Linked DNA regions of Homo sapiens: region 1 is linked to region 2. The links are chromatin loops, found by intact Hi-C in ENCODE. Cell type or tissue: CD4-positive, alpha-beta T cell. All regions are shown on one strand. Links, peaks and the distances in the headings refer to the core of each region. The heading gives the core; the rest is flanking DNA. Region 1 overlaps TIGD6 (tigger transposable element derived 6). Region 2 overlaps LOC105378226 (a long non-coding RNA gene).

Region 1 (6,835 bases), core at 1,836-6,835, 360 kb before region 2:
TTATGGGATGAGGATGAGTTATTAATGTATTGCAGCCTACTGGAAAGGAGGGGGAGTTGGTTAATAGCAGATACTTTTCTTCTAGAAGCTTATGTTTTATGCTGTTTATTATGTAAGATCCTGTATGTGTGTTGAGATTTAGAGGTTTCATTTGTTTTGTCTGCTAATAAATTGTTACTCTAATAATACATTACTCTGTATTTAAATTATTTAAGTGCAAGGAGGGTTCTGACTAAAACACATTTAGGCCCCAGTGAGTTTTAAAATACCATCTGTTGGCCAGGCTCAGTGGCCCACACCTATAATCCCAGCATTTTGGGAGGCTCAGGCGGGTGGATCACCTGAAGTCAGGAGTTCAAGACCAGCCTGGCCAACGTGGTGAAACCCCGTCTCTACTAAAAATGCAAAAATTAGCTGGGTTTGGTGGTGCACACCTGTAGTCCCAGCTACTCAGGAGGCTGGGGCATGAGAATTGCTTGAACATGGGAGGCAGAGGTTGCAGTGAGCCGAGATCACACCACTGCACTCCAGGCTGGGTGACAGAGCGAGACTCTGTCTCAAAAAAATACATAAATAAAATAAAATATCATGTGTTAGGCTGGGCACGGTGGCTCACGCCTGTAATCCCAGCACTTTGGGAGGCTGAGGCAGGTGGATCACGAGGTCAGGAGTTCAAGACCAGCCTGGCCAAGATGGTGAAACCCCGTCTCTACTAAAAATACAAAAATTAGCCGGGCGTGGTGGCAGGCACCTGTAATCCCAGCTACTCGGGAGGCTTGCGGCAGAGCATTGCTTGAACCCAGGAGGCAGGGGTTGCAGTGAGCCAAGATCAGGCCATTGCACTCCAGCCTGGACGACAGAGCGAAACTCCATCTAAAGAAAAAAAAAATCATCTGTTACATTTGGAGAGTAATTCAGTCATTAATGTTTCCCAGTCATAACAAAAGGATCTGTCCTCGGAGAAGGACATAAAGAAATCCAATTCTTTTTCCTTTATGGTCTTGAATGAGTCACTTAAACCTTTGGTGAAGAGGGGAGGAGGACTAGATTGCTTGAGGACCCTTTCTGTTTTTTGTTTGTTTGTTTTGAGACAGGGTCTTGCCCTGTCGCTGAGGCTAGAAGTGCAGTGGCGCAATCATGGCTCACTGCAGTCTTGACCTGGGCTTAAGCAATCCTCCTGCTTCAGCCTCCTGAGCAGCTGGGGTTATAGGTGTGTGCCACTACACTCCGGCTAGTCTTTTCTATTTTTTGTAGAGACGGGGTTTTACCATGTTGCCCAGGTTGATCTTGAACTCCTGGGCTCAAGCATTCCTCCCGCCTTGGCCTTCCAAAATGCTGGGATTATAGGCGTGCGTGACTCCTATTCCATACAGTACTGGGATCAGAAAGCCCAATTTTGGATCATGTTTTACTACTATCTTAACTCTGAATTTGGGCAAGTGACCTTTGAGCCACATTTTTTTTCCATCAGTAAATAGAGGCTAACACCTTCTGATGACTGAGAGAACTAGGAGTAGATTCCTGATTGGAGCACACCATTTTGTAAGGAAATAGAGCACTACTCTCACCCTATACATGCCATGAAGCCTCTCCCAGAATGTCCTCCTCTTTATGCCTCGCTCAGTTCATGAGGGTACAGGGTTAAGGACAGTTTTTAGTCCTCCTTTTGCAGTAACCCTGAGCATTCTCCCAACCTCATTCCCACCTCACAGAGTGAAGGAGTTGAATAGTCTAAGGGTCCTTCCAGTCTTACCGTAGTGTGCACTCCTGCCTGTGAGCAGCACCTAGGATCCAGAGCCCTGTGAGGTACACTCAGTCATTCTGGAGCATCTCTGTCAGCCATCTTGGAGGGCCTCACTTCCCCATCTGTCCTTTCAGGGCTTGTGTCCTTGGCCTCTTCTCTCTTCACTTAATACCACTGCTTAAGTATTTTGTTTTCAGATCCAGTTGAGGCTGATGAAAGTATGACTCAGGGAAATAGCCACATGTGCAGGTATACACGTATAGCTCTAAAAAGGTTGGCTCATGGACTCCCATATGTTGAACACCTTGCATTATAAGCCCACTCTACATAACTTCATCCACATGTATGTCCTCAATCACCGTGCTATCTGTGGCAGCCAAAAAATATTTCTAGCCTAACCATTCTAGAACGCCAAACAGTCTATCTGTCTGTATATAAATCTCCAGGGCTGGTTGTTAACAGACAACTGCCTGGATGCCCAGAGACATCTCACATGTAACATGACCCTCAAACTTGTCTTCCTTTCTCCTGGTAACATACTTTGATCCTGGCACGACCCAGCCACTTAAGCAGAAACCTGAAATTTCATGAAATCTCCCTTTACAACTCCCACACTAAATCCATCTTACCTTGTAAATGCCTCTCAAATCCAACATGTTTTTCCTACCCCTCAGTGTTAATTATTTCTCTTCAGTACTATACCACAGCCTAACTAGTTTATCTGCTTTTCTACAATCCAACCTCCATACTAGTTATCAATTATTTTAATTAAAAAGAAGTTGACCATTGCTACTTAGGGCAAGTAGAAGGGGTCTCTAGTGCCTTTAGGATAAGTTCAAAATAAATGGTCTAACCCACAAGACTTAAAAAACTCTGCCCTTACATCTCCAGCCTTTCGTTCTACCACACATCCTTTGCTTGGCTTACCACCCACCAACCTTAGGTGCTCCCAAATGGGCCATTAAAAAAAAATACCCCAGGCCTTTATATATGCTGTTCTGCCAGGAGTTGCCTCCCAGCCCCATCTCCCTAACTCCCTACTTTTCCTTCCAGATACTTATCAAATGTCCCTTTTCCTTAGCAACATTTCCTACTGAATTCCTCTTCTCTCATTCAGGGGCTCCTTTAGGGTCCACCTCTATACTCCTGTATATCTTTGCATATCCTCTAAAATGACATTTACCACTCATAAAGAGTAAAATATATTATTTGCATATTCTCAAAAATGACATTTACCACTCACTCCCCCACGTCCCGTCTATCTCTTCTACTAAGCTTCTTGAGAGTAGGGCCATGTGCTCCATCCTTAGAGCTCCTATGACCTGCAGTGGGTTTATAAGGTTAAATAAGTTATTACTGCAAACATGGATATGTTTGTTGGGTAATTATTTCCCTAATACTGCCTCATTTCCAGAGCTTGAGTGTCTATCCACGATCAGTTACATAGCCTATGGTTTTTTGGTTTTGGGTTTTTGCCTTTTTTTGAGACAGGGTCTTGCTCTTTCACCCAGGCTGGAGTGCAGTGGCGCAATCATGGCTCACTGCAGTCTCAAACTCCTAGGCTCAAGTAATTCTTCCGCCTCAGCCTTCCGAGTAGCTGGGATTACAGGCATGAGCCACCACATCTGACTAATTTCATTTTTGTAGGAACGGGGTCTTGCTATGTTGCTCAGGCTGCTCTCAAACTCCTGGGCTCAAGCATTCCTCCTGCCTCAGCCACCCAAAGTGCTGGGATTACAGACATGAGCCACCATGCTCAGCCTGGCCTATGGTTATTAATAGGTTGGGAAAAGTCTCTAGAGAAGAGATGGTATGTAATGGAGGGGATTAGGTGGTCCCAGGCAGTTACTTCTAGGTAAATTGTTTGAACAAGTCCAACATCCTATGTCTCTTCCTTCTTTCCTTGTTGCCTTCCCTCTCAATCTGTACCACATCAGAGAAATTACAAGTGGCAGCTCCAAAGGTTTCTTCAGTTGACGCTGTCTCCCTATGTAGTCCACCTGTGCCCTCTGGTGGCCACAGTATGCTACCACATTCCACTTTAAAGATAAGTCTGGCTTCAGGTAGCATGAACAGCAGTTTAATAGGTCCACAACCTTGGAATTAAATTATCTGAGTCTACTGTGGTTTTGTATTATGATTTACTAAAAATATTAAATAATAAGTAAACAGTGCTTGAAATATAATAGACAATAAATCTTAGCTTACTTGCTTTTGAATCAGGGCCCTTATGAGTAATGGCACAGAAAACTTGAATTATCATCTATTGATTAGGCTGGTGGCTCTCAAACACTGAACCCCAAGACCTGTCAGTGGAAAAAAGGGCTGATAAGGCAGGTCCTTGACTCTAGATGATACTCATTATGTTCCAAATAGGGATGGAATGACAATAGAGTGCATTTATAGAACACTTAGTCTCAGGTACACCTTTTTATCCTCATGACAACACAATTGAGGTAGGTGCCTAGGTATAGTATGTTGGCCTACAGAGAGGATTAGTCAACTGGAGCAGAAGTGGGGTTGCCACTCAAGTGAGGTTGGAGTGACCAAAGAGGCACGGAGAAGCCACAGAAAGCCTGACGAGGGATAATATCAACCTCTTTTAGCTTAACAAAGTACCAAAAACCCCTGATATCCAATAGAATCGAAGTGTTAGCCAGTGTAAACTGAACTAAAAAATTTTCTTTTTCGGATGATTTCCATCTTCCGATGGAAGTCCAGGATCTAAATCATGATATATTAAGTAAATCAAGAATGTTAAATTTGTTATTATTATTATTATTATTATTTTAGATGGTGTTTCACTCTGTCACCCAGGCTGGAGTGCAGTGGCAACCTCCACCTCTAGGGTTCAAGTGGTTCTCCTGCCTCACTCTCCCAAGTAGCTGGTATTACAGGTGCCCACCATCATGCCCAGCTAATTTTTGTATTTTTAGTAGAGACAGGGTTTCACCATGTTGGCCAGGCTGGTCTCTAACTCCTGACCTCAGGCAAACTGCCTGCCTTGGCTTCCCAAAGTGCTGGGATGTGTGAGCCACCATGCCCGGCCAGGGATGTTAAATTTGTTTTTTTAAAAAAGCAAGTTTAAGCACATATTTACTGAACATCTACTATATGCAAAGCACTTAGACAAGCCCTTTCATACTAAAGTCTTGTGTGTATAAATGGAAGCCAACAGAAGTCCTGCAATGACTTTTTGGTGGAGGGACATGGGTTCAACTATAAATAGTATATATTCTATATACTTATCAAATTACATTATATATAATTCATTATCAAAGAACAGAGATTATAACCTGGATTGGAATTATATTTGAGGCAACTATATTCATGGAAAAATTTTGCAAACCCTTTTAAATGGAATAAAACCCTACCTTATCTCCAAGCCATTTCTAGTAGAATCAATGCTTAATACAGCTTTAAAAATAAGGTGGCTTCAACACATTGTACGTGTCTATCAATTTATACACAAATGTTTTTTGAAGTGCCTACGATGTGTCCAGCACAGTCCTAGGCACCATTAAGATTATAAAGGTTGACTGATCCCTGCTGTCATGGAACTTACAGTCTAAAGAGCCAGAGAACATCTAGAAAACATCTAAGTATTTGAGTGGTACAGACAAGAAGTTTGGAGAAGATGAGGGGAAAACAGGTGGAGTAGTTGCTGGAGTCTCCAAGAAAGCCTGGAAGAAAGAGGATTCCAGTTAGTTCCTGAATGTGTAGGGCCTAGCTTAGTAGAAAACAGGATGAGGCATTTGGGCAAGGCACACAGGCAGAAGTCGGTATGCAGTAAAAGAAAACAATGGCCTCTTCAGGGAGCATTATGTACACAGAATTGTATCGAGCTAACAAGTTGGAAATGCAGGTTGTAGTCAACTATAGAGGATACTAAAACTCAGCTGAATAGTTTTTTTTGTAGGCATTTGAAAGCCACTACAGACACTTGGGCAGGGGAAATGGTGTGATGCCAATAGATCAAACAATATGTGCAGAATGGACTGCAGGAGAAAGGTGAGGGAAGGAATTAGATACTGTGGCAGTAATCCTGACACGAGAGGATGATGACAGCAATTAAGGAGCTGACAAAGAAATACAACCACAGGACTTAGCCAGAAGAGTTTGCCTCTCCCACATGTTAAGAATTTAAAATATGTACAGTACTTTTAATTCAAATGATCATATTAGTTTATTAAAAGAAAAAATATCCAAAATAAGCTATAAAATAATCTATTTAAACATCTGCTGTTTTTCAGTGATTGTTTTGTTAATGTGGAAGCAACATTTTCTATGATTAATCTGCTGTTACCTGTTTTGACTGAGCTACTACAAAAAGAAAAATCACTGAATTGCTATGGGTTTCTGAAATATCCAAAAAATTAACCTGAAGCAGGGGGAAAAATGACATCACACCATTAGCAGGTATTGTGTGAAACTTCTAAAAATGAAACTGACATTTATCTGACTTATTAGGAATAAATACTCTCTAATGAACTCTCTAATGATCCTCTCACCCTTTCTGGAAAGTGAGAGGCACGCTGGGCTGTATGTTCTCCCCCATGATTCTGATTAACAGGATGCTCTATTATTATAACCTCCCTCCCTGGTTGTATCCATGTCTTATTAATTTTTTTTTTTTTAGAGATGGGGGTCTCGCTGTGTTGGCCAGTCTGGTCTCAAACTCCTTGCCTCAAGTGATCTTCCCAATGTGCTGGGATTACAGGCATGAGCCACCATGCCCAGCCTATGTCTTAAATGCACTGTATTTCCTTGTACTCCAGATCCCTATTAGTGAAATGCCTATTAAAACATTTCGTAAGGCCAGCATGGCAGTGTGCATCAGTAGTCCCATCTATTTGGGAGGATGGCTTGAGGCCAGGAGTTAGAGAGAGTAGTGTGTTATAATCATGCCTGTGAATAACCACTGCATTCCAGCCTAGGCAATATAACAAGACCCCATCTTTAAAAACAAACAAACAAACAAACGAACGAACAAACAGAAGTCTTGTAGTGCTTCCAGCAAATCAGCAGAAAGGAAAAAAGAGCTCTAGAGTAAGAACAGTTGATTCTTTTTTTAACAATTAGTGATGGGGG
Region 2 (7,132 bases), core at 988-5,987:
AAATGGCCTCAGCTTGCTGCGGATTGTAGAACCCCAAACAATAGAGGAAGACATTGACGCAGTTCATTATATTCAAACCTAAAGCCTTTGTGCATCGCAAGACTGCATACATAAAGTGAAAAAATAATTCACAGACTAACAAAAGACAGTCGCAGCAGACCACAAGATTAGAGCTCCTGCAAATCAATAAGAAAGACACGAACAGCACCATGGAAACACGGACAGGGGGTACAAGAGGCGATCCACAGAAGAGGAAATCCAAACCACTAGCACAATTATGAAAACGGTTTAACTCCACTCTTCAGAGAAATAGAACTTAAAAACAAGAACGAGAGACATTTGGCCCCCATCAGAGTGATAAACATCCCAAAGTCTGACTATTGCCAGGTCAAGTCTGGATGTGGAGCCACAGAAACTGACCCTTTCAGATACAGTCAGGCAATGGCAGGGAGCCCCAAGATACTCACACACCCGGCCATTCTTCCCCAGGCACATGCAAGACACGCATGAGGATGGTCACGGCAGTGCGGTTTTTATTATGGAAAATTGGACATCATTCAAATGCCCATCAACAGGAGAATGGATTGATAAACTGTAGTACATGCCCCTACAATGAAATTGATTGAATAGTGGATATGTGTATACTGGTGCTCTGCACATCAAATGTGGATAAATTTCAAACACAATGTTGAATGAAAACAAGCAAGTTGCAGAAGGCTATGCACAATATTATGTCATTTACAAAGAGTTTAAAGCTACAAAGCAACACTTTCTATGTTTTATGAATGAATACATGTATAGCATGTATACATAAACATGTGCAGGAACAACTCATGCCAACTTCCGGGAATGGGCTGGTGACTATCTCTGGGCAAAGGGAAGGGAAATGAACTGAGATGCTCTTATGTATTTGAAATGTCTTTTTTCACAATCTAGGCCGGCTGCTGTGGCTCACACCTCTTATCCCAGCACTTTAGGAAGCCAAGGCAGAAGGAGGATCACTGGAAGCCAGAAGATCGAGACCAGCCTGGGCAACAATGCAAGATCCTGTCTCTACAAAAAGTTTCTAAAAATTATCTGGGCATGGTGGTGTGTGCCTGTAGTCCCAGTTATTCTGGAGGAAGAAACAGGAGGATCGCTTGAGCCCAGGAATTTCAAGCTGCGGTGAGCTATGATCACCATCTCAGTTCAACCTGGGTGACAGAGCAAGACACTTGTCTCTAAAAAAAAAAAAAAAAAGTAAAAGAAATCTACGCAGGGCATGGTGGCTCACACCTTTCGCAGCACTTTAGGAGCCTGAGGCATTTGGATTACCTGAGGTCAGGAGTTCGAGACTGGCCTGGATGACATGGTGAAACCCCATCTCTACTAAAAATACAAAATTAGCTGGACTTGGTGGCGCATGCTTGTAATCCCAGCTACTTGGGAGGCTGAGGCAGGAGAATTGCTTGAACCTGGGAGGCAGAGGTTGCAATAAGCCAAGATCGTGCCACTATACTCCAGCCTGGGCAACAGAGCAAGACTCTGTCTCAAAAAGAAAGAAAGAAATCTAGATCATGGGAACATGGAACTGTATGTGTGTGTCCCTGCATTTTTCACATGCCAAATATCTTAGTTATTAAAAATCAGGGAGCTGGACAGTTGCCCTAAGGTCAATTGTCTTCCAGGTCACTGATTACTGTTTGAGAGTTTCATCTGGAATTAACTTCCCATTCATTGGCCCTAATTCTCTTCCTTAAGGATCCCATGTGAAAATCCAATGGCTAATGGCATGCATGCGGACTAGCTCCTGCCCTCAGCAGGCTGACTGTTCAGGCTGGCAACTGTGAGAGGAGGCCGCGTCTCCCAGCCACCCCCTCCATTGGCATCTCCCTCCACCTTCTCCCACCACCATCCCTCGCCACCCGTCTGGCCTTCTCAGCAGATGGTAGCTCATACAGCCTGTTTTCTTCTGTAGAAAGTCCTTGACAAGCCCAGAGGGAGGCTCAAAGAAACCCCACCACTTTTTCAGCGGAGTTGTCTTTGCTAACCATGGACTAGGCTCAACAAGGGACACTCAGTGGGAAGAACTGAGCTGGGAGTCAGGACAACTGCTCTTGACTTGCTGGGTGACTTTGAGTAAGTGACACAACCTCTCTGAATCTCGACAGGTACACTGAGGGAGGTGTGCACTTCGAAACCTTGAAGCCTCAGAATCCACTAGAGAGATTTTAAAAGCCCAGATGTGGGGGTCCCAAAATGGGAGTTGCTTGATGTGAGGCCTTGGAATTGTATTTCCATTGACTAGCCGGGTGATTCCACTGCACAGCTAAGCTTAGGAATCATTAGACAATCGTGGCAGGTTGGACATTCAGATATGTGAGCAAACTCTGTCCACATCGCCTATTTTCTCTCCCCACCCCCAGTGCCTTCCTGCATCCTTGTTAATCATCATCACCCTGAATAGTTTATGCCAAGCAGGGTGCTGGGTGAGAATGAGGGAGCAGATGAGCTTCCAGAATGAGGCCCCTTTCAGCCTCCCACTCCTTAGTAACCGCAGAGAAGCTGAGAAAGAAGGTGGGAGGGGGAGCCAGCCCTCGTACCCTCCACAGGTGGAGGAGGGTCTGGGGGGCAGGGGCACAGGGCCCATCTGCTGAGTTCCTGACCCTCTGCCCAAGGCCCAGCCTTCCAGCCCTGGAGCAGCTCCTTCTCCCTGTCTCCACCCCTACCAAAGGCAGGAGTCTGCAAATCACAGCATTCTAGAACATCAAAGCAGACTAATGTTTTCCCGATTGCAGCCATTCACTGCTGTCTTACCACCTGTATATTATTTAATTGGTACTTTCTTTTACATTGACTCACTGTTTTTTACTTGAATGCCTACTTTAGCCCCATTCTAAGCAATAATATCTGCGAAATAACAGGTTTGATGTGCTAGTTATTTTTTGTCTAATACACATTAAAATAAATACATAATGATTTCCATTTTAAAATGTCCATCTTTTTATCTCTTGAAGTCACTTTGTGCATCACCACACTTTCAGAAACACTGAGCTAGTCCAACCCTGCCTTTGCACAGAGATGCAAACTGAGGCCCACGGAGGGGTGGAGCTAGCCAAAGGTCCTGCCACTGGGGTGGAACCTGATATCCACAGGTGGCCACACTGGGCAGGCCCCAGGCACTCTGGTGACCTTGACCTTTTGAGAGAACTTTCTTTGGTTGTGCACTGCCCTCTCCTGGCTGGTTCTTCTGCAACACATGACCTCCGGGAGGAAGCAGCCAGGGGTGGAGGCAGGGCCACCTTGTTGCAGAACACAGATGACTGACTGCCCAGGGTTGGAAGGCTGGGCAGTCAGGGAAGGCACCATTGCAGAGGCGGCCTTTGCACTTGGCTTTGAAACATAAATAGGAAACAGTCAAACTTCAAAGAGCAAAAAGGCAGTTCTGTCCAAATGGTGTGAAGGGAGTGAGATGTTCTGAGGACAGAGAGTACTCAAGATTTAGCTGCTGGTTTGGATGATAGGAGACACACCAGAGAACAGACTGGGATGGGCTTTGAATGCCTAAGAAGAAGCTGTGACTTGAGCCTGTGGTCAGCGGTTAAGCTAGGGGAGGTTTAATGAGCAGGGAAGTGATGTGATGCCAAGTGCAGCGTGGAGAGTGGACAGGAAAGGACAAGGCAGGGGCAGCGCAGAGGGAAGAGGATGTGGCAATGGCCCAGGGAAAGGTAGACAGGTAGTTCCCTCTGCCTCTAACCTGCTGGGGTCCTTGTCGAGTCACTTCCTGTCACTGGGCCTGTTTCCTTATCAGCAAGAGGAGTGAGCTGGGCTAGATGCTCTCCAAGGACCCTTCTAGCTCTGAGAAATAAAACCACAAAAATAAGAAATTATGCTGATGAGGCTATGAATTGCTACAACCCTTTTGGCAGTTAATTGGGCTTTAGCTATTAAAATAAAACTCATGCATCCCCTCTGGTCCACTTGCAATTACATCATACAGAATTAAAGCTCCAGTCTGCAAGGATGTATTTACTAGGATATTTAGAGCAACACTACTCTATTAGCCAAAAAACTAGAGGCGAATAACCTGTATCATATCATCTCCCATCTCTGTCTGTTGATGGCCCTACTGAGGGACTGGTTATGAGCCCTCTGGCAGCTGGAGCCTGTCTTGAGCCTCAGTTTCCTCATCTACAACCATTTGACATGCTTTATAGGATGTTGTGAGGTTTTGATTGGTTAGTGTTAGAGCCTGGAAGCACAGCTCCAGCTCACTGCACACACTCAACAAATGATAGCTGTTACTATTACTCAAAAGAGTGTGGCAGATCCCAGCATCTAGAGAAATAGCTCTGCTGTATTGTTATTAGGTGAAAAAAGAGAGTTGCAGAGTTGAGTGTTTAGTATGATTCCCTTTTGTAAGAAAAGAAGCAAAGAAGCCAGGTGCAGTGGCTCATGCCTGTAATCCCAGCACTTTGAGGGGCTGAGGTGGGTGGATCATCTGAGGCCAGGAGTTCAAGACCAGCCTGGCCAACATGGTGAAACCCATCTCTACTAAAAATACAAAAATTAGCTGGGCATGGTGGCACATGCCTGTAGTCCCAGCTACTCGGGAGGCTGAGGCAGGAGAATCATTTGAACCCAGAAGGCAGAGGTTGCAGTGAACAGAGATCATGCCACTGCACTCCAGCCTGGGCAACAGAGCGAGACTCCGTTTCAAAAAAAAGAAAAGAAAAGAAAAAGAAAAAAGAAAAGAAGTAAAGAGAAGTGAAAAAGGAAAAGGAGAAGGAGGACTAAACCTTATGAAGGATGTCTGTGTTTGTCTGGGCAGAGAAAGGATGTGAAGGGATTGAATACCAGGCTTCTTTCTGATTGGGAAATGAAGAGGCTCTAGTGTGGAGAAGTGGGCAGGGAATGGCTAAGAGGGAGGGAAAAATGATGGACTTTGTCTTAATATATCTCTGAATTGTTTAACTTGTTACTTCAGTAACAACTTGTAAACCTTTAAAAGCTCCTGTGAGATTAAAGATTTCGTGTCATTTCACGAAAGGGAAGGAAGTCTTGGGAAATCTACTGGCCAAAATGACTTGGCCCAGGGAAAACCTGTTGTTACAATGGATGAAGGGAGCTACTGGGAAGGGCACCCTTCCCAGATGGGCCCTTCTCTTAAGAGTTCCACTACTGGAAGGGTCTTTGTTCAACAGCTTCATTTAACAGAAGGTAATGCTGAGGACCAGAGAGGGCAAGAGACTGGCCCAAGGTCACACAGCTGAGCCAGGTGAAAAGGGCCTGACTCCTGACAGTAACACAGGGGAGAGGCCCAGTAACCTTTCCCCTGTATCGCTGCTACCTCCCACCTCTGTGTCAGAGCCATTCCTGCTGGGAGAGACAGGTAGAGTGCCCCATCTGTTGAGCTTCCTTCTCTTCTGTTGTTCATTCTTCCTTCATTCATTTCCTAAGTGACCTCGCCGTGCCCTGCATGGGAATCCAAGGTGACTAAAGCATGCTGCTTCCCCAAGAGGCACTCGCAGTTCAGTGGTCTGGGAGCATCTGGCTTCTACCACTAACAAAGGCATTTTCTCTTACTGGTAGAGAAATGCTCTGAGGCTAATTTTTTTTTTAATGCACTGTTTTGTTTGTTGCTGTCTTAATAGTTGCCATGTTATATTTTATCAGTTTAATGTTCTAATTTTGTGCTTGGGCCCTGAGGCAATTCAGTGAAGGGTATGATTTGGAAAATGAGGGAAATAAAGAAATTGTCCACAGAAGAGACAGCCTCCCAGGAGCCGAGGACAAAGCATAAGTGCCGACAATGAATTTTATTAGGAGCAAAACAAAAACAACCTGTTGCCAGACAGAAGGTATTAGACAATCCTGGTGTGGTTTTGTTTTCGTTCTTTAATTTAATTCCAGTTCTGCATTTCTTCCAGGGTCAGCCAAGGATGCACAATCCAGTTCCTTCCCCACTGCCTTCCAAAGCCTTCCACATTCCTGCCTCCAGGCCTAAACTCAGTGAGCACCTTGCCTGCCCTGCCCTCCCTTCTTCTTCAGGAGAGGTCTGTAACCATTCCTGCACTTGCCAATACTTATTAAGTGCCTGCTGTATGCAGGCACTGTGCAAAATGTTGGAAATAATGCAACCAACAAGGCAAAGGTAAGTCTGCCTTCAGGGAGTTTACATTCTACTAAGGCATGCATTCTCAAATGGGGCCTTGATGCCCTCGAGGAAATGAAAACTGGTTCCTGGAGGTGTTGGTGGAAAAAAATCTTAGATCTTACAATGGTTTGTATGCTCATCATGTACATTCATCACCCATCCAGCCACCCAAGCAGAAACCTGGGTGTCACCACCAGTTCCAGCTCCCAGCCCTCTCTGATCTCAGGGGTCCCTCATAAGGCCTGGCCCGTGAAGGATTCCACTCTCTCCCTGCAAACATCCATCTGCCTTGCTTCCCTCGCTACCCAGTGTAGATCCCAGGACCCAGAATTTTAGCATCTCTTTGCCAATACTTTAGACTCCTGTGCCCTTTTTTCCCCACCCATCTGGCAAAGCCCTAGGCCTGGATAAATCCCACTATGTACATACATCTCCCCAGCCTGCAGCTGGGTAGGTGAGCCCTGATGGAGGAATTCACTCAGCAGGACAGGACGAGACACACATACACTAAGGACCACCAACCTCAACTGGGGAGCCAAGGCTGTCAGGCAATTGGGGATTTTGTGGGCAAGTTGCTTCTCAACACTCTGAATGATCATTCTTTCAAACTCCTCACCACCTCTTCTTCACTCTCAGCAGAAGACCTTGCCTCCCACTTTGCAGAAAAAATAGAAGCTCAAAATGAAATCTCCCTTAACATCCCACTATAAACCTACATCTACATCTGCACCCATCCTCTCTTTGTTCCTGCTTTTGGGTTCTAGAGAACTCATCCCTCCTCCTCCCCAAGACGAACCCCCCCAACCCACATGCCTGATCCCAGCCCCTCGCACATGCTTGAGAGAACTTTACTCGCTGATTATCTCCCCTATTTCTTACACTCTTGGTTAACCTCTCTCTCCTGGATCTGCCATTCACTTTTAAACAAATCTCAGGTTTCTTCTACCTTGAAACACACCTCCCCTAACATACATATTGGCCCTAGCACTTTATCTT

What was found. A loop is a pair of places that touch in the nucleus more often than their neighbours do. Peaks named below come from ENCODE experiments on the same cell type or tissue, not always from the same donor. Only the 100,000 strongest peaks of a DNase experiment are listed, where the experiment ranks them.
Region 1: a loop joins it to region 2, with 2.4 times the contacts of the local background. A loop is called at or near these places in 12 of 110 quality-filtered maps.

The regions. Positions count from the first base shown.
Region 1 is chr5:149,987,213-149,994,047 of GRCh38, forward strand. TIGD6 (tigger transposable element derived 6) reads right to left here. Exons shown (of 2, transcript NM_030953.4): 2 at 5,906-6,835. SLC26A2 (solute carrier family 26 member 2) reads left to right here. Exons shown (of 3, transcript NM_000112.4): 3 at 1-188. Among named protein-coding and RNA genes, the nearest start is that of TIGD6, 10 kb to the right of the region's middle. RefSeq lists an enhancer at 3,619-3,678. In CD4-positive, alpha-beta T cell, for the core only: CTCF peaks have their summits at 3,753 (motif pointing left) and 3,952; a DNase peak (open chromatin) is centred at 3,759.
Region 2 is chr5:150,347,490-150,354,621 of GRCh38, forward strand. LOC105378226 (a long non-coding RNA gene) reads right to left here. Exons shown (of 4, transcript XR_944407.3): 4 at 5,784-6,791. Among named protein-coding and RNA genes, the nearest start is that of TCOF1, 6.6 kb to the right of the region's middle. RefSeq lists an enhancer at 2,989-3,118. In CD4-positive, alpha-beta T cell, for the core only: CTCF peaks have their summits at 3,175 (motif pointing left) and 3,384; a DNase peak (open chromatin) is centred at 3,232; H3K27ac peaks cover 914 bases.